3 separate regions of the Mus musculus genome follow, and all the other regions are linked to region 3. Evidence: chromatin loops called from intact Hi-C (ENCODE). Cell type or tissue: heart. All regions are shown on one strand.

The links. Peaks named below come from ENCODE experiments on the same cell type or tissue, not always from the same donor. Only the 100,000 strongest peaks of a DNase experiment are listed, where the experiment ranks them.
Region 1: it touches region 3 in a loop (4-fold over the local background); 6 of 42 quality-filtered maps call a loop at or near these places.
Region 2: a loop joins it to region 3, with 6 times the contacts of the local background. A loop is called at or near these places in 12 of 42 quality-filtered maps.

Annotation. Positions count from the first base shown.
Region 1 is chr16:11,199,176-11,207,175 of GRCm38, reverse strand. It overlaps Rsl1d1 (ribosomal L1 domain containing 1), which reads left to right and starts at 3,884. Exons shown (of 9, transcript NM_025546.2): 1 at 3,884-4,025; 2 at 4,719-4,858; 3 at 5,746-5,881; 4 at 7,457-7,605; 5 at 7,690-7,791. The coding sequence starts at 3,921. It overlaps 2610020C07Rik (RIKEN cDNA 2610020C07 gene), which reads right to left and starts at 3,793. Exons shown (of 3, transcript NR_038156.1): 1 at 3,429-3,793. In heart, no CTCF peak of the experiment used is centred here; a DNase peak (open chromatin) is centred at 3,865; H3K4me3 peaks cover 3,552 bases; H3K27ac peaks cover 2,072 bases.
Region 2 is chr16:11,250,564-11,258,563 of GRCm38, reverse strand. It overlaps Gspt1 (G1 to S phase transition 1), which reads left to right and starts at 4,239. Exons shown (of 15, transcript NM_146066.2): 1 at 4,239-4,921. The coding sequence starts at 4,567. It overlaps LOC115488671, which reads left to right and starts at 4,928. Exons shown (of 2, transcript XM_030249388.1): 1 at 4,928-6,339; 2 at 7,642-8,000. It overlaps Mir1945 (microRNA 1945), which reads left to right and starts at 4,119; the gene lies at 4,119-4,196. In heart, a CTCF peak has its summit at 3,882; DNase peaks (open chromatin) are centred at 4,243 and 4,973; H3K4me3 peaks cover 3,457 bases; H3K27ac peaks cover 2,502 bases.
Region 3 is chr16:11,319,252-11,327,251 of GRCm38, reverse strand. Tnfrsf17 (tumor necrosis factor receptor superfamily, member 17) reads right to left here. Exons shown (of 3, transcript NM_011608.1): 3 at 7,184-7,577. The coding sequence ends at 7,294. Snx29 (sorting nexin 29) reads right to left here and starts at 4,348. Exons shown (of 21, transcript NM_028964.4): 1 at 4,274-4,348. The coding sequence starts at 4,280. In heart, a CTCF peak has its summit at 4,159; DNase peaks (open chromatin) are centred at 3,371 and 4,391; H3K4me3 peaks cover 2,244 bases; H3K27ac peaks cover 1,543 bases.

The sequences.
Region 1 (8,000 bases), 120 kb after region 3:
CATTATTTCAAAAAGTGTCCTATAGACTTCCCTAAGAGCCAGGTCTATTGATGCAGGTATTTCCTCACCTGAGATTTCCTCCTCCCAGATGACTCTAGCTTGCATCAAGTTGAAAACTATGAAACTGTCTTCGTCAATGTTCTATTTCTGTTAAGAGACACCATAACTTCCAGGCAGTGGTGGCACACACCTTTAATCCCAGCACTTGGGAGGCAGAGGCAGGCAATTTCTGAGTTCGAGGCCAGCCTGGTCTACAGAGTGAGTCCCAGGACATCCAGGGCTACACAGAGAAACCCTGTCTCAAAAAAAAAAAAAAAAAAAAGAGAGATCCCATAACCAATACAACTCTTATAAAGGAAAACATCTAATTGGAGCTTGCTTACAGTTTGAGGGGGTTATCAGTCCATTATCATGGCAGGAGTAGGGCAGAATCCACCCAGATGTGGTGCTGGAGAGAAACACACCCAGATTCCACAGCCGCAGGAAGCAGGGAGAGAGAGACCCTGGCCTGGCTCGAGCGTTTGGAACCTCAAAGCTTACCTTCAGTGACACACTTCCTCCAACAAGGCCATACCTCCCATTATTTCTAACAGTCCTGCCCCCTGTTCATCCATCAATTAAAATGTGTTCCAAATATGAGGAGATACTGGAGGAGGTTGATATGAGATATTGTGCTAGCTGGTGTGGTAGTTTGGATGAGAATGGCCATTCTTATGCTGGGTCTGTGTCCCCAACCCACACTTTCTTCTCTTTTCCTTAACTCTCTTCTCTTCTAATCCACAATTAAAGATTTCTTGATGGCTCTGTTTTGGCTCTCTATTTCTCATCTACTTCCACAGCTGTAACCATCCTTATGCAGATGATGTTTAAGCTTTCTTTTTTTCTCAGAAACATCTTTCTCCACATCCCAGAATTACTTAGATATAGCACTGGAACTTTAAGCTTGAAATAGTGAAAAAGAGTATTTTTAAAATTGTTTCTTAATTGCATTTTCTTGTGTGTATGCATTCACGTGGGCACATCTGTGCCATGGCTCATGGGCCAGAACTCACATGTGGAAATCTGAGGGCAACTTGCAGGGGTCTGATTTCTCTATTCATGATGTAGATTCTTTGAATCAAACTCAGGTTACAGGTCTGATGGCAGGTATCTGGACCCACTGAGTCATCCCACCAAAGAACTCATTCCGGGGGGTGGGTATGGGGGACCTTTGGGATAGCATTGAAAATGTAAACGAGGAAAATACCTAATAAAAAAAAAATTAAAAAAAAAAATTAAAAAAAAAAAGAACTCATTCCAATAGCTTCCAAATCTGTTCCTTTTTCTTCATTTTTAAATCTTATTAATAATTATTAGTATTGCCCATTTGTCCAGTAATTCATGCTCAGGAATTTGTGGATTATCTAGGTTTCCATGTATCTCCAAGGCTTTATTTTGAAATGGTCTCATGTTGCTTAGACCGGCCTTAACCGTGCCAGGTGGCTAAGGCTTACGTTGAAATCCTTAATCCTATAATTCTGAGTGTTGGTGTTAGGGATGTGAGCCGCCAAGCCCACACTGCAGACTATTATTCATCAAACTGAGGGATGAAGAGAAAAGACTTACAAATAACTCTCTTTGTCTTAGAAGTATTCAATACTGAGAAAGGAAATACAAGGGCAAGCTGAGGGCATCATATGAGATCATGGTAAAAATGGTGAATGGGAGGTACAAAAGTTCAAATATTAATTATACAGTTGAATATGTGAGTGGGAGGGCTATAAATTTCTATCAAATACCTATTGATAGAGAACGGCAGCTAAAATTAGCAAAGGCTTATTTGTGTTTTATGAGAAAGCTAGGAGCAGCACAGCTAAAGGGCTCTGACTTGGAGTCTCTCTTGTGTCTACAAAGAAGGCTTTCCTTCCACCTTCATGCATGTGGTTACTAGCTGGCTGCCCACGTAGTCTCACAGCATAGCATCTGGCTTCCCTCTCTCTAGGGAGGGCCACCTTACAAATGAGTGAATGAGAGGGAGTTGTAAAGACAAAAATTACACGCCTAACAGTAATCATAAGTCTAATTTCAGAAATGACACTGAGATGAGAGTATTGTTCTGTAGCCCAGAATGTAAGTGAAGTTTGGTAACTAGGCCCCCTGTCAGTTTTAAAAGCCTATTTCTTCAATTTTGCAATTCTTTGGCTCTAGACACTTACTGTTTCCAATCGCCTCAAGGATCTATCATCTGAATTCATGGAATTTCCTTGGCTCAAAAGTCTGGTGCTTGGGGCTGGAGAGATGGTGTCAAGAGTACTGCTTGCTCTTCCAGAAGACTACAGTTTGATTCTCAGCATTCGCACGGTGGTTTCCAACCATCTGTAATTCTAGTTCTAAGAGGATCTACACTAGCACTTCCCACATGTGGTGTACAGATACACAGGCAAGTAAAACATATACATAAAATAAAAAAGCCCTACTCCCAGCACTGGGAGGCAGAGGCAGGCAGATTCCTGTGAGCTAAAGGTCAGCCTGGCCTACAAAGTGAGATCCAGGGCAGCCAGGGCTGTTACACAGAGAAACCCTGTCTCGAAAAACCAAAAACGTCTGGTTCTCAAACTTGAATACAGGCAAGAGAACACCTAAGACCACCAATGCTCTTTGGAGTGTGTTAGCCTGCATACCTCAAGCCCAGTGTAGCAAGTCACTGCAATATGTTAAAAGTCCATCTTATACTAGATTCTAAATAGCCAAGTAGAAGCAGGTGCCAAGGACTTGTATTCTACAAGTTAAATTAGGACAAGGTCCTCCCTCAACAGACACTAGCAGAGCATGGTCCCTTCACAGGAGCACTTTTGGAAGACATCTGACAATGGAGAGCATTTTATTCCCACACAGCTAGCTGAACCTGTCACTATCCTTAACATTCACATAAAAATTTCTAAATAAATTATGTAACTGTGCCGGTACAAGGTGGGGGCAGGGGACTCGCTCACTCTTGTAAATCTAGCATCTGAGACGTAGAGGAGGAGGCTCACTCGGGTAACCCTGGGTGATATAGGAAGAGTTTGACTTAAGTGGGGGCGTATTGGTGGATGCTTTTAATCCTAGCACTCTGAAACCTGAAGCAGGAGGATCTCAGTGAGTTCGAGGTCAGACCTGTCTATATAGAGTTCCAGAATAGCCAGAATTGCCATAATAGAGACCCTGTCTCAATAATAGAGACCCTGTCTCAATAATACTCTGTCTCAATAGAGGCTCTGTCTCGAACTAATCGAAAATAAAAACTGGTGGTACTATTGAGAGCTCCCTGAACTGACTGAGAACAACCTCGAATACGGGGTATTGGGCACGGTCACCACAGTGGGCATGCTTGGCAACTACTCATAGGACGTTCTGGCGTATTCTCTCCTACACTAAAGTTATCCCTTCACACTCACGCAAGGTCTTACCTGGGCCGAAGCTCCTGAGAGACCGACTCATTTTTTCGTTTCTCGCGCAGCATCCCGCGCCTAGCGTTGGCAGTTTCTCTTTATTTCCTGGGAATACCACCAATTTGGGGAAACCGACGCCTGAAGCCAGAAAGGAATGGAGGAGCCACGGCTTCCCGCTCTGCAGAAGACAGCACGGGATTGAAGAGAGGGCTTTAGTCTCTCCTTAGGGCGCTCGCTCGGTGTCCTCCGGAAGGAGCGACAGGGTTTTTCAGGCCTGCAGCCTTAGAAAGAGTCGGAGGCAAAGGAGATGCTGCCGCTAGAATAACTCTGGGCACAGTCTACGACCGCAACACCATCTACCCAAGAGGGCGGGCCCAACATCTAATTTCGCGCCTCGCCGGAAATGACGTGATACCCCTCCCCCTCGCAGTGTTACTGACTGCTTTCCGGTTCCGGGCCTCCGGGCTGCGCATGAGCTCTGACTTCTACAGGCCTTCCACACGAGGCGACATGAAGGGCTCTGCGTCCGAATCTCCCAGTGCCTCGGTCGCTGAGGCGACCACCACCGACGTGCAAGTGACCCCGACCGCTCTTTTACAGCTGGACAGAGAGCAGGCGAGTGGCTTTTGGGGACGACGATTCGGGAAGCAGGGTGGTTAGGACCCGCGTTCGGCGCAGGGTGTGGGGCGAGAGGCTGGAAATGAAGTGGGCCCGCGACCGCGTGGGCTCTCCGGAGCTCGAGGCTGGCCTCTGGGAACGCACCCAGCGGGCTCGCTCTTCTCACACTTCTGGCCTGTTTGCCTCCTGTGGAAAGCGGGCTTCTGCGCTCGGTTCTGCAGCATCACAGGTCATGTGTCCGTGCACAAAGTGTTGGTAGCAGGGCCAACGCGCCTTTCCTGACCGCTTCCTTTCTCATAGAGGGCAGGAGAAGCTTCCGAATAGTCCTCTTACGTAGAAAGGACAACCTGTAAACAGATTTTGGAAGCAAGTCCTTAGATGTTTTAGACGGGTTCTTACATTGCAATGGGTACAAATTGTAATATCCCGATACGCTGATGAAATTTGCCCAATAGAAAGAGGAGCGCCAGGCTTTGTGGCGCACGCCTTTAATCCCAGCACACGGGAGACAGGCGAATCTTTTGAATTCGACGCCAGCCTGGACTAAGTATTCCAGGTTGGCCAGAGCTATATAGGAAAACCCTCTCTTGAAACGCCCCCCGCCCCCCAAAGGAGCAAAGGAAGCAGATATGTCTGTGTGGGAGCAATTAACATAGATTGAGAAAATTAACTTATTCTCTGTCTCTGCAGATTAGAAAGGCAGTGGAAGTAATATCTAATCGCTCAAAGTCCAAAAAAAACAATAATGAATTGCTGTTGAGTGGGAGCGAAAATTTATTTTTAATGGTGATATTATGGAAAATTCCAGAGAAAGAACTTCGGGTCAAAGTGTAAGTAATTATTTATCTCTTGAGAGTTGTTTGGTTGGATTTTTTTGTTTTTTGGCTGTTTTTTTTTTTTAACATTTATTTATTTTATGTATGTGAGTATACTGTTGCTGTCTTCAAACACACCAGAAGAGGGCATCAGACCTCATTACAGATGGTTGTGAGCCACCATGTGGTTGCTAGGAATTGAACACAGGATCTCTGGAAGGGCAGTCAGTGCTCTTAACCGCTGAGCCATCTCTCCAGCCGCCCACCCCCTTTAATTTTTAAAACTCAGAGTGTGAGTGTAAGAATGTGGGCCACATGTGTCCAGTGCTTGCAGAAGCCAAAAGAGGATGTCAGACCACCTAGACTGCAGAGATAAGAGGTTGTGAGCAGCCCAGTGTTGGTACAGGTGACAGAAATCAGATCTCCTGGGAAAGCAGCAAGTGCTCTTAACTGCTGAGTGTGTACAATCCTGCATTTGGTCTCTCTAGCCCAATATTTTCTCTTTTAGAGCCAGAAGTGGCAGAGGCAGGCAGATCTCTTGAATTCGAGGCCAGCCCTATCTTCAGAGCGTATTCTAAGACAGAGAAACAATGACATGAAAACAAATAACTAAAAATATTTTTAAAGAGCATTTATTTGTGTTTGTCTGTCTGTCTGGAGTATTGGGTGCACGCATGTGGCAGTCAGTGCCATTTCTCCCTACCATGTTGGTCCTGGAGCTTGAGCTCTGGTTGTTAGGCCTGGCACTGAGCACAGGTTTTCACCCACTGATTCATCTGGCTTGCCTGCATGTATTGTATGTTCTCCTTAGCTCTCCTAGGTCAACAATGACCTTGAATGAGAGTAAGCATGTGTTGTGAATAACCCACGTACTTTCTGGCCTTTTTTGTCGTGTTTTGCAGACCTTTGCCTCATAGCATTCTCTCCGAATCCTCAGATGTATGTCTCTTCACAAAAGATGAATTCGATTCACCTGAACAGACAGAAGGTTTCTATAAAAAGCTTTTGAAAAAACACGGAGTTAACACTATCTCTCAGGTAGGTGTGCTGATGCGTTGAAGTCCTTTCAAAGACTTCATAGAAATGAAGTACGATACACTGCTGTAATTCTTGATCTTTCAGGTCTATTTTCATTGTAATTTTATTTTATTCTTTTATGGCTATGATGTGTGTTCCTAACATGCATGCACCGTGTGGATGCAGGTGTCTTCCATGGCCAGAAAAGGGTTTGAAGTCTCCTGGAGTTAGGGTTTCAGGTGGTTGTAAGCTGCCTGATTGGTGTGGGAAATAAAACGCAGGTCCTTCAAAAGAGCGTCAAGTTCTCTTAACTACCAAGCCATCTCTCCAGCCCGTTTTTCTCTTTTTAATGTAATTGCCACTGTAATGTCATTGTTGGCTGTATTTGCTTTTGCTAAAGGTGGTATTCTGATTGGTGTCTGAAAAGCTAAATGCATGTCAGATTTCATATCTTATTTTTAGTTGTCTTGAGCAGAGTGCCTAAGGGAGAATGGGGTTCCCCGCAACTGGAGTTGTAGAAGGTTGTTTTCATGTGTTCTAAGAGCAGTCGGCTCCAAAGCACTGAGCCATCTATACTCCCGTTGCAGATTGCTTAAAAACCTAATTTTTTGTGTACTTGTAGAGCATCACATGTCTGGCTCTGGCTTGTGATTATTTGTTTATATTTGTAGTCTGTTTCTTTATATTTCTCCTGGTAGTAGGAATTGAATCCAAAACTTTACACATGTTAGATCAAACTTACACATGCTAGACTCTACCCCAAACTTGAAATGTAGACCAGGCTAGCCTCTAACTCAGAATAGATTTAACTTTTACACCTCTATATCAAGTGCTGCTACCTCCCCACCCACAATACCCTTGCTTTTTTAAAAGTGGGTGGTTTTTGGTTTTTTTGGTTGGTTGGTTGGTTTTTTTTTTTTTTTTTTTTTTTCTTCGAGACTGGTATTTTTTTCTGTTTAGCCCTGGCTGTCCTGGAACTCACTTTGTAGACCAGGCTGTCTTAGAACTCAGAAATCCACTTGCCTCTACCTCCCAAGTGCTTGGATTAAAGGCATGCGCCACCACCGCTCAGCCTGGGTGTTTTGTCTACATGTGTCTATGCACCTTATATAAGTACCCATGTAGATCAGAAGAGAGTCTTGAATTCCCTGGACCTGGAGAGAGATACACATGGCCACGAGCTACTATGTGGGTGGTGGAATCAAACCCAGGTCCTCTGTAAGAGAAACTAATGCTTTTAACCACTAAGCTGTCTGTCTCTGCAGCTCGTTTTATTTTGTTTGAGATAGCATCTTGCTCAATTGCTGGGCTACCCTCAAAGTTAGTATTCTCCAACCTGAAATTCCCAAGAACAAGTTATGTCATATACTTCAGTGCCTGGCTGACATGCTGGGATTTTATCCAGGCTCCTTGATCGTTCCTCTCAGGGTCTCCCACCATCTGGCTAGGCCTCTAGCATATTTTAGCTGCTTAGGAATTTATTAATCCGAGAGGGGCATGGCTCTAGGACCAGTCTGAATCGGAAGTGTTAAATATTTCTCCTTCTGTTTTAGATGCTTAACATTTTATGGTTTTGGTCTTGTTTCTGTATTCTAGATTATCCCTTTTAAAACTTTAAAAACAGAATATAAAGCCTATGAAGCCAAGCTCCGCCTCCTGGGTAGCTTTGAAGTCTTTATTACTGATGCGAGAATTCGACGGCATTTGCCCTCACACATAGGGAGGCATTTTTATCAGAGAAAGAAGTGAGTTTATTTGCAGTGACTGGACTTGACTGGTATGGGGTTTCTGTGTGTCTCCAATGTTCTGATGCCTGTGTGCTTTTATAGAGTTCCAGTGTCTGTGAACCTTCTGGCAAAGAATCTGTCCAAAGAGATTAACCGATGTATCACAGGGACCGTCTTAAACATCTCTAAGCGTGGTTCTTGCAGGTAACAAGGAACATTTATATGAGATTTCTTTAAACTTTACATGTCAGGGTTTTGTAATCCTCTCCTCTCCCCCCTATCCCCTACCTCATTTAAGGATCTTGTTAATAAAACTAGGACCTTCTAGCCAGGTGTGGTGGTGCATGCCTTTAATCCCAGTGCTCCGGAGGCAGAGGCGTGTGGATTTCTGAGTTCCAGGACAGCCAGGGTTA
Region 2 (8,000 bases), 69 kb after region 3:
TCCAGCATGGCTTGACTAGCAGGCGGTGCAGGCTTGTAATCCCAGCAATTGGGGGGCAGGGCATGAGGATTGATGTCATCTTCTTTTACAGGAGTTTGAACTTGGTTTGGGATCAAAAAGGCAATGTAGAAGTGAAATTGTTTTGTTTCTGATCTTAAAACATGAAACAAAGTATCAAGGTCTATTAAAAAAATATTGGCAACCTTGAGGTTTCAGGCAAAGTATGAGCACTTGGGCTTCTCTGTGCTGTCACTTATTTCTGCCTCAAGTAGGGGGAACCTCTCCTTCTCCAATTCTAGTTCTGTTCCAAATAGTTTTCCTTAAGAGAATCATTAAGGCCCTTTGGTAGAGATGTGGGAAGCCAGGATGAAGTCTACTTTTACATGGGTTCCAGGTGGTCACAAAACATGTTCTTTTGCTAGTATGAAAGTTTTTAACCTTTTTACTTTGTATTTGGAAATACTCATCAGCCATACTACAGGCAAAACTACTTTATAACTCCAGTGGACTTACTATCTAGCATCTTGAGAGCTAATATCTGACACACCAGAGATTTCCAGAACTGGTCTGAAACAATGCAGTTAACTAGATCATATTGCACTAGTTTATCAACTTCACTTCTTTTTGCTCAAAACCAAAACAAAGTACCATATGGTTGAATTAAAAGACTATATGGAAACCCTGACTTAGTTTTGAAATACAATGGTATTTTATGGAGAATAAAAAAGACAAAAAGAAGGACTAGAGGCACGTAGCTCATTGGTAGAATGTGCGCCTAGCATGTGCAAGATCCTAGGCTCAATTTTCTAGCATCAAATTGGGTGGGAGAGAATGAGATTGCTAGCAATGACAGCTAGTGAGATTTGCAGTGGAAAATAGGAATTATCTGTTGTAGTGTGGTTCAAGCCTAGAAGAAGCATAGATTTGCTAGGGAAAGGAGCTGTCAAACTAACCCATTATATACATCCCAGCAAATAGCGTAAGTCTTTGGAAAAACTGGCTCTTAAGCCAAAAGATGGATAAAAGTACTTGCCATACAAGTCTGATGACCTGAGTTTGATCCCCAGAAACCAGATATTTTAGTCAATGTTCTGTTGCTGTGAAGAGACACGAGATCATGCAACTCTTATAAAGAAAAGCATTTAACTGGGGCTGACTTACAGTTTCAGAGGTTTAGTCCATTACTGTCCCAGCAGGAACATGGCAGCTTGCAGGTAGACATGGTGTTACAGAACACCTGAGAGTTCTACATCTGGACCCACAGGCACCAGGCAGAGTATGACACTGGTCCTGGCTTGAGCTTTTGAAACCTCAAAGCCCATCCCCAGTGATATACTTCTCCAACAAGGTCATACCCACCTAATCATTGTCAAATAGTGCCACTCCCCAATGACCAAGCATTCAAACATGTCAAGTTACGGGGGCCGTTCCTATTCAAACCATCACACCAGATAAAAAGCTGGATATAAAACTGGAGAGATGGCTCAGTGGTTAAGAGCAATGGGTGTTCTTCTAGAGGACTGGGGTTCAATACCCAGTACCTAGTTGGTGGGTCACAACATCTGTAGGTGCAATGTCCTCTTCTGGCTTCTGTGGGCACTGGGTATTCACAGACATATAAGCACTGAGACACACATTAAAAACAATAACAACAATAAACAAAGCTCGATATGGTGATGTGACTCTGTGATCCCAGCACTCCTACATCGAGGCATCACAGAAGAACGGCACAGAAGCCCTCTAGCCAGCTCGTCTGCAGGACAGGGCATTGCAAAAACAAGACCTTGCCTCAACAACATGAAAGGTGAGAATAACTCTAAAGTTGTCCTGTGATCTCCATGTGTGTGTTCTCTCTCTCTCTCTCTCTCTCTCTCTCCCACACACGTAAAGAAAATGAGTTATTGCTCTGTACTTGAAAAGTCCTAAGTGCTTATAAAGGACAGTAGTGACACTTTACACTTACTGCCTGCATTTACTTGTTTAGCTTTATGCTAGGTGGTAGGAACCAAGAACAGTCTTCAAGTTGCTCACTTTTAGCACAACAGCGGTGTTTGTTGACAGACTCTCATTTTCTTGTTGAAGCTTGCACAGGTAGGTCAATGCCTTTGAAAACCAAAGAAAGTCAGAGTTGTGGTATATCTCTATAATTCCAACACTGGGGGTTGCAGACATTGATCCCAGATTAAATAATGGCTAATCTTGAATTTATAGGGATCCTCCTTGTTTACAGGATTGAGCCAACACACTTGGCTGATCAAAGGCTTTTCCAAACGACACTTTTCTGACACTGTCTCTAGAAAAAGCACCATGAACAAAGAAACTGTTCATTCAACTAGCTGTGAAGAGCTAACATTCTCAGAGTGTGAACACCCGGAGCCCTAGGGGTTGGCTCTATCCAGTGATAGGCTGTGGTGAGCTAGTTCAGTCAGCCGCATGCAGATGTTGAGCTGTCTTTGGAGTGGGCTGGGGCTTGCAGATCTCCCATGAGGTATGAATTTATTAGAGACAGATTTAAAGATGAAAACTGTGGTGCTGTACAGGTTCCAGCAGTTTCAACTAGATGATCTTGAGTCCAAGTCAGTCTGGATCACACAAAGAGGACATCTTAAAACACATGCAAGAAAAAAAAAGTCATTTACAAAAAACCAGTTCAAGCTGAGCTTGGTGGTAGACAGGCAGAGAGTTCCAGCACTTGGAAAGTAAGATAAAAGGACTGGAGTTCAGGGCCAGCCTGGGCTTCATTTGTCTCTGCTTAACCAACCAACCAACCAGCCAACCAACCGACCAAAACCTAACTAACCAACCACAAAAAGAAGAAAAAAAGAGCTAGTTTGAAGCCTTGCTTTAAAAAGTAATTGACAAAGCCGGGCATTGGTGGTGCTGGCCTTTAATCCCAGCACTTGGAAGGCAGAGGCAGGTGGATTTCTGAGTTCGAGGCCAACCTGGTCTACAGAGTGAGTTCCAGGACAGCCATGGCTATACAGAGAAACCCTGTCTCGAAAAACCAAAAAACCCAACAAAACAAAAACAAAACAAACAAAAAATTATTGACAACTTTGTCTATTACCTCTCTCGTTAGGCCAAATTCTCACTTTTTATTATACAAATGTTTAAAGTCAGCATTCCAATTTAGATATCTTAGATCCAGATTTAAAAAAAAAAAAAACTCGTTGTTTGAACATTTTGAATATGTTACTCTGTAATTTCCAAGTAGGTTAGTTGCATTCTGTCTAGACTCTTTTCAGAGCAAGTAAAATTAAGAGTATACTTTTCTTTGTCTTGGTCTCCATGGGTGAATTACAGGAGCATTTAACAGGTATTTAGAACAGGTATTCCTACTTCGTGCAGTAAAAAATAAAGGTGAATTTTATTTTTTCTTGCTTGTCACTTACCCCACAATTACTAAAATGCAACTTGAAAGTGTGAGATGCCCTCATTATTAAAGGACTGTAAGAATAGCTGACAGATGCGGCCTTTCAAAAGAACAGCACTTTACCTAATGGCAGCTAAGGAACTGGAAGCACCAAAATAGCCACTATTAGGTACCGCTGGGTACACTAAAAAATATGGCAATCCCGATTAATTTGTAAATCTCCTGGCAGGGAGGATGAAAGGACGAAAAAACATTTTAGGTGCGGGCTTTTAATGACTAGTCAAACATAACATGAGTCACTGAAATTTTCCAGTTAAGGATCCTTTTGCCGGACATCCTTGGACCTTTATGAGCCACACGCAGTTTCAGCTGTAACATCTCATGGTTTTACTGCCTCTTCCAAAAATGAATACATAAAAGGAAAGACGCCTCCCGCCGGCTTTGAAATGTAGGGCAAACTCTGGCTGCGGGTGGAGAGAAAGAGAATAAGGTATATAGACTGGGAGACAGAAAAGGCGCCGAAAAGGGAGAAGAAAAAAAAATTCCTCTAGGTTAGGCCTGCGGACCGGGTGTTCTCACAGGCTAGGGTGGATCGTCGCCTCGTGCGGAAGGGCTCGGCCCACCGTCTTGCCCTAGCCGAGTAGAGCCTACCCCTACCCCCACCCTGCGACAGATGGGCCACCAGACTTCTGCCTCCTCGCGCTGCCTGCCGGGAGTTCCAGCCGCTTCCGGTGACGCTTGAGCGCTGAACTCCGACTCCCGTCAGCCCCCGAGAAAACCGCACCGGGTCTTCGCGGGTACTGTCGGGACTTGTAGTTTAGCTATCGGCCGCGCTTCGTAGGCGGAAACGCGGGCGGACACAGACGGGAACTACCGAGGCGAAGGTACGGGTGGTAGCGAGAGGTCAATTCTCTCCAAACGTGGGGTTGGCGGTGAGGCCGGCGGCGGTAGTTGGGGTTGGGTGGGAGGAGATCCTTTCGCACACACGAGGAGGGTTGAGCCGCTGTCGACCTGGTCTCGAGTGTACTGTCTGGACTGTAGCTGCTGCCCAGGACGCCGGCGAGTGAGTCATTGACTGTCAGCTCCCCAGTCTTGCCGTCCTCCCCGGGTCAGCGCGGCCTGCTCCTCCCCGGTCGGCCGCCCCCGCCTCCATTTCCCGCCCTCTCTTCACCACACACACGGCCCCCCCGATCATGGATCCTAGCAGCGGCGGTGGCGGCGGTGGCGGCGGCGGCGGGAGCAGCAGCAGCAGCGACTCTGCGCCCGACTGCTGGGACCAGACGGATATGGAGGCCCCCGGGCCCGGGCCTTGCGGCGGCGGCGGGAGCGGCAGCGGCTCCATGGCCGCGGTGGCCGAGGCCCAGCGTGAGAACCTCAGCGCGGCTTTCAGCCGGCAACTCAACGTCAACGCCAAGCCTTTCGTCCCCAACGTCCACGCCGCTGAATTCGTGCCGTCCTTCCTGCGGGGTCCGGCCCAGCCGCCGCTATCCCCAGCTGGCGCAGCCGGAGGCGACCACGGAGCAGGCAGCGGCGCGGGAGGCCCTTCGGGTAAGTTGCCGGGCTGGATATCCCCAAGGCACGGGCGGCGGCCTGGGGCCGGAGTTCCGCGGTGGGCTGGGTGGAGAGGACGGGAGGCCGGCCGGCCCGCACGTGGGGCGCTGACAGCGGCGCCGGCTGGTCTGGGTGGGGCGCCTCCAGTCTGGGAGCTGCTTGGCTTGGGGCGCCTGGGCCAGGAGGAGCAGAGACCAGGGGACCCGGGGGCGATTGCCCCGCCGCGGAAGGCCGCACGCGGTTCACCCCTAGGCATAGGAACTGTATGGGACCCTGCCAGCCCTGGGCCAGTCAGTGCCACGAGGCCCAGAAGTGGGGACTGATAGGGCTTGAAGTCCGGCAGGAGGAGGGTGTGAAAGTCTAGGGTTTGGGGGACAGGACTTGTCTCTTCGCTGGCCCAGAGAGCTGCTCCTACTGTAGTTTCTACGTTTGGAACTGTAATTGCGTTTTAAGTATCGGTGGCACTAAAGCGACCTGAAGGAATCCCAAGATGCATTGCAGGCTTGTGATCCGCCAGAAACTGTTGGCTGTCAATACAAAGACCTTTTTTCACCCTTAACATTTTGAATACTTGAAAAGTTTTTTAAATGTCACAAGGATTCCTCAGTACTAACATGTGGTAGTAAACCTCATTGATTTATGTGCGGTTTTAAGCGGGATTTAAGACTTTTTCTGAATGGCGTGTAGACTTTTAATTGTTTTAAAAGTATGGCCCTTATAAGGGTTGCTTATAAAAGCTTAGTTTGCGTTCGTGTATTAGTCTAGTCTGTTACTTAAATACTTCTGATAACTTAATATTTGTCACATAAAGTAGCTACTAAATACACTTTCTGTCGTTTCAAACTGCAGTCTTTAAACACCTTTTTACAAACGGGCTGTATGTTTGGTAGCCTGCTTTCAGGTACAGATTTTGTAGCAATGCTGTTGAGTGAACTTAAGTATTGCCTTCATGCTGATGCTTTTTTTTTAAATTAGGTATTTATTTCATTTACATTTCCAATGCTATCCCAAAAGTCCCCCACACGCTCCCCCACCCATGACGATGCTTTTTTGAGTAAATATGGTATTGTCCTAAAGAAAAAAAGAAAGAAAGAAAGAAACGGGAAGGGAAAAGGCCGAGACTTTGATTATTTAGCAGGGACATTGGTGGGGCAGATAATTTGAGCTTATTTCAAGTGAGAGTATGTTTTAAGTTCTGGACTTAGGCCTGGTGTGGTGGTACACTAACTAGTTAATGCCTATAGAGTCCCAGAACTCTGGAGGCTGAGGTAGGAGAATGCTTGGAAAAAGCAGAGAAAACAAATGGCATTATCACCTCGCTGCCCTCCCAGGTGAGGTTGCAACCCTGGAACTCAGGAAGTGAGGGCAGCAAGATCTTTAGGTGAAGGCTACCGGGACTGTCTGGCAAATAATAAGTAAGTAAGTAAATAAATAAATAAATAAATACGTTCTTGGAATTTAGTTTCTTGGGAAACGTGCTTCACTTTGCTTTTTAGAAGTGAGAGGGTGTTGGACTGTTCAGGGAAATGCTTTTGTGAGGAGCTGGGTCTGTATTAGAGTGGGTTTTGGGGGGCAGTGAGCTTTGGGGCTTTTATTGTGCAGGAAGGAGGGATGCTGCCCTCCTTCAAACCTGGGGATTTGACTTTTATTGACTGGCATTTCTTTTATTTGTGTGTGGTTGATATTTTTCTTTTCAAACAAGGAAATTCATTCAACTTTTAATTCTTTTAGACATTAATCTACTTGTTAGCTTCCTTACAAATTGCTGGAAGTACTTGTTTCTACCTTATTTTAGAGCTTCCACATCTCCAGCCATTGTCTTTCTTGGCTCTCCTTCATCTGGAACTACCAGCTTTGAATAGACTGGAGACTGCATTTACAGGCACTGATCAGATTTTAACAGGGATAATCATCCACAGGGCCATGGTTTGGAGTGGTCACTTTGAGTGTCTAGGCATTTTGTTTTGTGCAGGAGTTTTTCTTTATCTATTACTTGCTAATTTGTGGTTTTACTAAGTGTAGGAATATGTTTGTCAGAAAGTTTCTAAATTATAGTATGTGTGAACTTTTTTTTATAATCAAAAATGGTCTTACTGCATCAATTGTTTCTAGAAAAATTTTTATATATATTTTATTTTATATTATTTTTCCCTTCCTAGACAGGATCTCACTATGTATCTCTAGCTGTCCTAGAACTCAAACTCCCAAGAGATCTACTGGACTGTCTCTTGAATTCTGGGATTAAGGGTGTGTGCCACCATCACCCAGTTTAAATTTTGTTGTGTGATTGAAACAGTTGAGAAATTGAAGTCAGCATGGGCTAGAGTAAGAACCCATACCCAATGAGAAGGAAGAATAATAATTCTGTAAGCATTCTGTGTCTGATATCTGGATGTTGCCTAAGTAGAAGACTAGAGCTATATGGGACGAGTTTGGGAACTTTGAATCCATAAATGTTGCCATCATTCTTACTGGGGGAAAGCAGAAAAAAGTAATGGCAGGAGAGCACCTAACCTGTAACTCCCTAAGGGGAATCCAGATGTTTTTGGTGGTGAGGAAGGGGTCCATAAGATAGTGACTGTTTCCTTTGTTGTTCCTTTCCAGTCTGTGGTAAGTGGGCTCGGGACTAACCTTTAAGGGCTTGTGGCTAGATACTCCTTTCTCCTGGAATGATTTGCTCTTTATTTTGTTTTGTGTTGTTTCTCTTTGAAATACAGCACTGCCTAGAGCAGCCAACAGAGGAAGGGGCCTTGGTGGTGAGAGTCTTCACAGATATGCCTGTGTCCAGCCATCTCAAGTCAGAGCTAGGGAACTGGTGCTGACCTTGTTCTCTTCGAAAATGTAAAAACAACAAATTCCAAACAATGACTAAGTAGAACTCTTTTAAGTGTAATTAAGCATCATCCATTTAAATGCAACTTTCTATAGAGCCAAGTAAATTGGGCAAGTGATTATCAATGAAAATAGAAATCTTAAAAATCACTGGGGGCTGGAGATGGCTCAGTGGGTAAGAACACTGATTGCTCTTCCAAAGGTCCTAAGTTCAAATCCTAACAACCACATGGTGGCTCACAGC
Region 3 (8,000 bases):
CTGGACTACATAATACAGTATCTCAAAAGAATAAGAAAAAATAATCCAGAGACAGAAAATAGATTAGTTGCCTAAGACTGAGCAGAGGGACTTGAACAGCAATTGCTAACGAGCCCAGAATGTCTTTCTGGAGTGATACAATTTTTCTAATATTGATCCCAGTGAGGTTTGAACAGTTCTGTCACAGCACTAAAATAAACCTTAAAATCTCTTTCCCACTGAGCAGTGGTGGTGCACACCTTTAATCCCAGCAATCAAGAGGCAGAGGCAGGTAGATCTCTGAATTCAAGGCCAGCCTGGTCTACAGAGTGAGTTCCAGGATAACAAGGGCTACAGAGAAACTCTGTCTCTAAAAACCAAAATAAGAAAAAACAAAACTAAATTCTCTTCCAAAGACAGCTAAATTATTTAAAACAAAATCCACCCTTAGATCTGTGTTGTAAGATTACACCATAAAACAAAACTATAAAGCAAGGACTTAAATGTGAACATTAGCTGGTGAGTGCTATTGGGATATCACTGCTTTCTAACAGGATTACAAAATTAATTATTTTTAAACATAATATGAGAGATACATATAAAAGTCTTTGCGTAGCCGGGCGTGGTGGCGCACGCCTTTAATCCCAGCACTCAGGGAGGCAGAGGCAGGCGGATTTCTGAGTTCGAGGCCAGCCTGGTCTACAGAGTGAGTTCCAGGACAGCCAGGGCTATACAGAGAAACCCTGTCTCGAAAAAAACCAAAAAAAAAAAAAAAAAGTCTTTGCAGTGGCATGGCATTGGGAGAGGTGGGAAGTAGGCAAGGATGCAGACGAACTAGCAAGCAGCTGTAACTACCAACGAGGTGAGATACCAGTGCATTATACAATCCCACATTTGCAGTGTCTGAAGTAATCCTCCCACCCCCACCCCCACCCCCACCCCCAAATTTTTTGAGTTGGGGTGTCAGTTTTGAGACAGGTATACACCAGGTATCACAGGCTAGCCTGGAACCTGATCTATAGACCTGGCTGACCTCAAACGCATAATAACCCAGTGTTGGGAGTGTTGTAGTGACAGACAAGAGCCTGCCACACACCTGGCAGGAAAATCCTCGAGAAGAATGGAAATTTCTCCTGCACTTAATTTCATTAAGCACGAATTATCAATCCCAAGGGAGGTAGGATGGGGTCATTTTCAACCTCAGTCTTCAAGAAACAAAAGTACCTACCCTGAGCTTAGACACAGTATGAAGCACATGTTTAGCAGAGTAGGGCTGGGTCTGACCTCACACTAGCCTTTCCACCCTTCTGAATCAATGATACTATTTCAGAAAGGAATAAACTGACAGCGCACTTGGTTACAACTGAACAAAGGAGCTATATGAAACACACATTACTAAAACTCCAGATGTGGCATGCACTCGGCATTGGGGAGGGGACGGGAGGCTCCTGCCTCCAGTTGCTCTTTCCAAAAAGGCCATTTGGTCTCTTTTAAATGCTTTGTTTGGCTTGAGACCTAATGATTTTTTTGAAACTTCCCTTGAATTCTTATTACGTTTGTATTTATTTATCTTGTGGATTCATGTGCTAGCCACAGTGTTTCTGTGGAAGTTAGAAGACAACCTGCAGGAGTCAGCTCTCCTTCTATCCTATGGGTCCCAGGGCCAAACACAGGTCATTAGTTAACTACAAATGCTTGAGCCAGAGTTTTGATACTAAGTGTCTCCTTGAAAGATAAACTGGCCAATTTCCTTTGGTTTCTCAATTTCAGTTCTTCCTCTAATGAAGTAAAGGAATTTCTTCTGCAGACATCCAGGTCTATGACGAGCCCTTTGGTCACATTCAAAGGGAAAAGTTAGGATTAAGGTATCTATCTCTGGTGAGAGGACATAGGCTCAGCATACATGAGGCTCTGGATTTACCCCTTGGGATCACAAAGTATTTCAGAGTGCCTGGTTCCCACCATTGTCCCAGAGGGACTAAGATGCAAGCCTGTCCCCACTCTTCACTCAGCTTTTATGGAAAGAGTAACAATGAGCCCTGTTAAAGGACTTAACACCAATCATTTAGCTGAGCAACCAAAAGTCATTACTAATCTAGGAGGCAGATGCTATTGTGTATGCTTGCTTTGCTGCAAATTCCACCTTAGTTGCTCTAACTTACGCATCTTTAAAGGATGGAGAGGTGGCTCAGTCAGTGACGTGCTTGCTGGGGGACATACTTCTAACTCCAGGACTGGTGTGCTGAGGCAGACACAGGATGATTTCCAAGACCAGCTAAACAAAACAGTCTAGCTAGAACGGTGAGTCCTGGGGTCAGTGAGAGACCCTATCTCCACAAATAAGGAAGCAAGACAGAAAAACAGCCAGGGTTGATTGCTGGCCCTCCTACACATGTGCACATGCAAACACACCTGCACACACATACTAAATTAATTAATTAAAAGTATATTGCTGGGCTGGTGAGATGGCTCAGTGGGTAAGAGCACCTGACTGTTCTTCCGAAGGTCCAGAGTTCAAATCCCAGCAACCACATGGTGGCTCACAACCATCTGTAATGAGATCTGATGCCCTCTTCTGGAATGTCTGAAGACAGCTACAGTGTACTTACATATAATAAATAAATAAATCTTTAAAAAATTAAAAAAAAAGAAAATCCCAACTAATAACCAAAACACGAGTTTAAAAAAAAAAAAGTATATTGCTGCCGGGCGGTGGTGGCCCACACCTTTAATCCCAGCACTTGGGAGGCAGAGGCAGGCAGATTTCTGAGTTCGAGGCCAGCCTGGTCTAGAGAGTGAGTTCCAGGACAGCCAGGGATATACAGAAAAACCCTGTCTCGAAAAACCAAAAACCAAAAACCAAAAACCAAAAAAAAAAAAAAAAAAAAAAAAAAAAGCATATTGCTTTATGTGGTAGAGCCAGGATTTGAACCCAGTACATTGGGCTCCATCACCTTTTGGTGGATGCTGGCACACACGTTTTTGTTAACATTAGTGTTAAGTTAGACCCAGTAATTTGCTTTGGCAGATGAACGTAAACTGTAAAAACCCCTCCATTAGTCCCCTCAATAAGACCACAGTTCCATAAACTTTGCTCTTGAGCAACAAAAAGCATCTAACGTTTTTTTAAAGATGCACAGAAATAATTTAAAAAACAAAAAATTAAGACTGCCCTTTGCTCCTTTGCCCTAGCACCCTCTCCGCTCCATGAAACACCTGAGTGCAAGTCTAGAGACTGGGTGCAGAGACGAAAATCCAGCTGCACAGTAAGAAAAAACAGAAACTACGAGGGTAGGCGGGTCCTCCTAAGGGAATCCAGATCCCTGAGTCCAGCAGGAGAATCAACAGCCAACACAAGCCTTCCCTGAGTCACTCCCATCTCCACGCGCAACACCCAGGAATGACTTAGCACCAAAACATCAAAACATCATCAGGACTCTTCAGAGGGAGGCTTGAAGACACAGACTCCGACAAAGGGACTAAACTTCGGTATCACTGAGCACAAGCCGTCACAAGCACCTGCCTCTCACTTCCAGACTCCCCACCCGCTCCACCTCCCTGCTGGTGGTATTGGCTTGGGCAACGCTTGAGCCCCATTTAGGTTCAGCATTGGGCAAGAAGGAAAGGGCTTCAGGACACAACCGGAGACTTCAAACGATGAGCTAGAGGAAGACATGGAGAGAACTGAAGCATGAACTAACAGCCCAAATACAAAAGGCACAACCGGGAGAGGGACGCTGCGAGGCTAACTGGCCAGCTCTGGGGACACAGGTGCAGGGAAGAGGAGGGAAGAAGACAAAGCTGTCCTAACACTGAGACCTCTGGGGACCCGGAGCTGTCGCTCTGGTTTGCTGTGTGTGACAGGGGTGTCTAGAGATGCTCTTTGCCTTTGGAGAAAGAGGAGTCACTGGGTGGAAGAGACCTGGAACAGAGAATAACTAAAAACCAGGGGCTGGTAACTGGAGCTGAGTCCCAGGAGGGTCACGGGAGAAAGAGGGACTAAGGCAAGTACCAGAGATCTGAGAATCCGGGGTGCGGAAACCTGTCAAAGGGATCGGCTGTCTGGGAGGGAATTGGGAGCAAGCTCTGCTCTAGGAGTTGGCTGTCACTGGTGAGGCAGAGGGACAGGAGCGCCAGCCCCGGGATAGTGGGAGCGGTGCAGGAGACTCCGGGCCAGGGCTCCGAGCCTGCGAGCGACCCCGCGGGGGTCTGCAGCGTGTGAGCACACCGGGCCCGGAGCGTGCGGCTGCAGTGGCGCTACGGGGCGGGTGACAGCAGCGGGGCCGCCACTCACCGCTCATGTTGCTGCTCCCGGGGCCGCCGCCTGCCTTGCCGCCGCCGCCGCGTCTGCAGCCGCCGAGCTCCACACAGGCCGGGAGAACGCGCGCCCCGCCCGCTGGCCCCGCCCCGGAAGCAGTGACTCTCCTAGGGCCCGCCTCCCGACCCGGAACCAAAATACTCGGGCAAATCGACGCCCCAGGGTAGCAGGGAAGAGAACCGGCACCTCACAAAATCAATGCCTCCCAATCCCCGAGCCAAGAAAAAGACATCCATTTAGACTGAAGTTCGGACAAGGATGCGATATACGCGTACCGAGAGCTTGGAGTAGTGTGTTGCATGTCCGTCAAACCAGCACTCGGGGGAAGGCAGGTGGATCAGAAGTTCAAGGTCAACCTTGAACTACTCAATGATTTCGAGGCTAGATGGGGCTGCTTGAGACTGTCTCAAAGAGAAGAGAGAAAAAAAGAGTAATGGGCCTGCAGGGCCTGGTGGTACAGGCTTTAAATCCCAACATTCAAGAGGATAAGTCAGGAGCCTGAGCTGCAAGAATTCAAGAGCTGTGGATGGCCGGCGTGGTAACGCACGCCTTTAATCCCGGATTTCTGAGTTCGAGGCCAGCCTGGTCTACAAAGTGAGTTGCAGGACAGCCAGGGCTATACAGAGAAACCCTGACTCGAAAAAAAAAAAAAAAAAAAAAAAAAGTTTGGTAGAGAGGGCACATGCCTTGCATGCAGGAGGCCCAAGCTTCAACTCTCTGTACAAACAAAAACAAAAGGTGAATTCAAAGCCATTCTGGGTAACTTCTCAAGACTCTCGAAATAAAAAGTAAAACCGGAGTGGTAAAACCGGAGTGGTGGATATAGTTCAGTAGTTGGAGTAGCACGTGCAAGGCCCTGCAGGCAGGAGAGTTTGTACTTTCTTGATGATGGATGTGGGAATAAAAGTGCAAAGCACAGTGATGCAGTCAGAATTTGAAACTTCACTTACAATCCTGGTGTGACCATGCACACCTTTAATACCAACATTCACAGAAGAATCGAATTACTGCCTGAGGCACTTGGGAGAATTTGTGGTGGGTGTGTGTGTGTGTGTGTGTGTGTGTGAGAGAGAGAGAGAGAGAGAGAGAGAGAGAGAGAGAGAACTTTCTAGAATGAGAATGCATTGTAATGGGTCTGAGGAGAATGACAGTGGGTCAGTGGGTTAAGGGAACTACAAGAGTTGTCCAACTGACTCTAGGCAACAGTGAGAGGAAAGGTGGGTAGGTGCTGAGAGAACACAAGAGCTAAATTCACAGCAACTGTGAAATCCAGGGTTTTGCCCTATTTTAAATATGGAGTTGAAAGACTATTTTGCCTGCTGGATATGAGGCTGGAGTCACCCAGCCTGGAGAACTTAGGCTCTTGATCAGAAATAAGAAAATAATGAAGAGCTAGAAACTGTAGTAGCTCAGTGGAAGAACACATGTGTGCCATCCTGGATTTGATTCCAATAAAGAAAGGAAAGGGAGGTGACTAAACCTGCAGGCTGCCCTTTACCAGTGGTCTTAAGTCCTACAGAGGTTTCACATGGCTTCAGCTAAAATCTTCCACCTTCCACCCTGGGAGGACACAAACAGCGCTCTCTCCCCAGATGCTAGCATCTTCACGTGGAGCTCTCCAACTCCACAAATGAGGCAGACCAAGTGTGGAACAGGTCCTGCCTTCCTATAATCCCAGTCCAGAGAGAATCAAGAGCTTAAGGCTAGCCTGTAAGGAAAATGATATGTCGAAAAACCAAAAAAAAAAAAAAGAAAAGAAAAAGAAAAATGATATGTTTTGATATGTTTTGATACTTCACACATTAACAAGCCTCAAATGTCTTGTTACAGTTTCATAAAATAAAACAGTCATTCACTGGCTATTACCCTGCTCGGACTCACTCAGTGTCTTGCTCCTCTCCTCTCCTCTCTTCTCTCTCTCCTCTTTTCTCTCTCCTCTCTCTTCACTTCCCCCCTCTCCGTGTGTGTGTGTGTGTGTGTGTGTGTGTATGTGTGTGTGTGTGTGTGTGTAAACTGGAGGTAGAACCTAGTACATTGAGTATGCTAGGCAAGTATTCTATCTCCCCTAAGCCAATCCTCAGTCCTGACAACATTTATAAGGTGGAGGTAATAATGGTCTACCTTCCTTATAGTATTTTGTATGTGTAAAATGACTTAGAACAATCTCTGGCACCATTAAGCCTACATAGTGCACACACCTGCACTTGAGCTGAAAACAGTACCAGGTTCGTGTTTGTCAGCAGTAGCACATGCATTTTTATGAGCATGCTGGCACCTGCTGCATTTCACACAGAATTAGCCTGGCTTCCACTTATAGAAAAACATGGGACAATCTTGCTTTCTTTGGCCATGGGGAGAATCCAGTTTGTCCTCAAATATACCTACCATGTTTGTGGGTGCCTGATAGAAACATAATATTCTGGGGCCTAGAGATGTTGGAGAGCTTTTTGTTTCTTTTTTATTTGTTTGTTTCTTCTTTCTTTCTTCCTTTCTTTCTTTCTTTTTTTTTTTTTTTAAGGCAAAGTTTCTCTGTGTGGCCTTGGTTGCCCTGGAACTAGCTGTCTAGACCAGGCTGGCCTCAAACTCACAGAGATCTGTCTGCCTCTGCCTCCTGAGTACTAGGATTAAAGGCATACACCACCACCACCTTGTTTTGGTTTTGGTTTAGAGAGTCAAAAATTCAACCATGGGCTGGAAGGATGGCTTAGTGGTTAAGAACACTGTTCTTACAGAGGACCCGGGTTCAATTCCCACCACTCACATGGCAGCTCACAACTGTCTGTAACTCCAGGATCTGACACCCTCACATCTCCATGCAGACAAAACAACCAATGCACATAAAATAAAACTACATAAACAATGTCAACTACAAAACCAGAATTAAAGGACAAAAAACTGTATTCTTGGTTGGTAAACGGTCATCCTAACGACATCTAAAACACCAGCTCTCCTGACAGAAGGTTCTCAAAGCAGCTTCACACCAGTTAGGAAGCTCATTATCTAGTGTGAGTTGGCTTCTCCATCCCCATGACACTTTGCAAAGCAGTTGGCACACTTGACTTGCCGTAGTCACCCGTTTTTGTGGTGACAAGAATGGTTGCCCCCTCCTCCATGGCTGGAAGCGGGAAGAAATGGTCAGAATCCCCCTTGGGTTTGCTCTTGACACAGTCCTCACAGGTGCACTCTTCCACTGTATACTCCAGGCTTCGGGGAAAGATCCTGTCGTCACCAGCCCTGATCCTAGTCAGCTCGGTGTCGGCCTTGTCCAGCTGAGCCGATCCTGATGGTACAGAAGCAGGTAGGCATTCACCTGAGAGCCTCAGTGGTATTGTCATGCCATGCACAGCAGGACACAGCAGGACACAAGGCAGCACAAGACCAAGGATGAGTGCATCCTGCACTGAGAGTCGCCAACTAACACTACAGCCCCTGCAGGGCCCTGAGGCAGGTTGCTTTGTGGGAATAAGGAGCTTTTACATCTTGTCTTATATTGACCACATTTAAATCTCAGGATATATCACATGAAAAATCTACACAACCTGACTTTATAAAGACTACAAAATGTGACAGCAGGAGGGACATAGAGACAATGGGCTGGAGTCCATGGCATTGCTGCTATCTGAGTACTCTGAGCACGTGACAGATACCCTTACTGGTAAAGCCACAAACTGGATCAGTTCTGTACCTATTACCTATTTGGCTC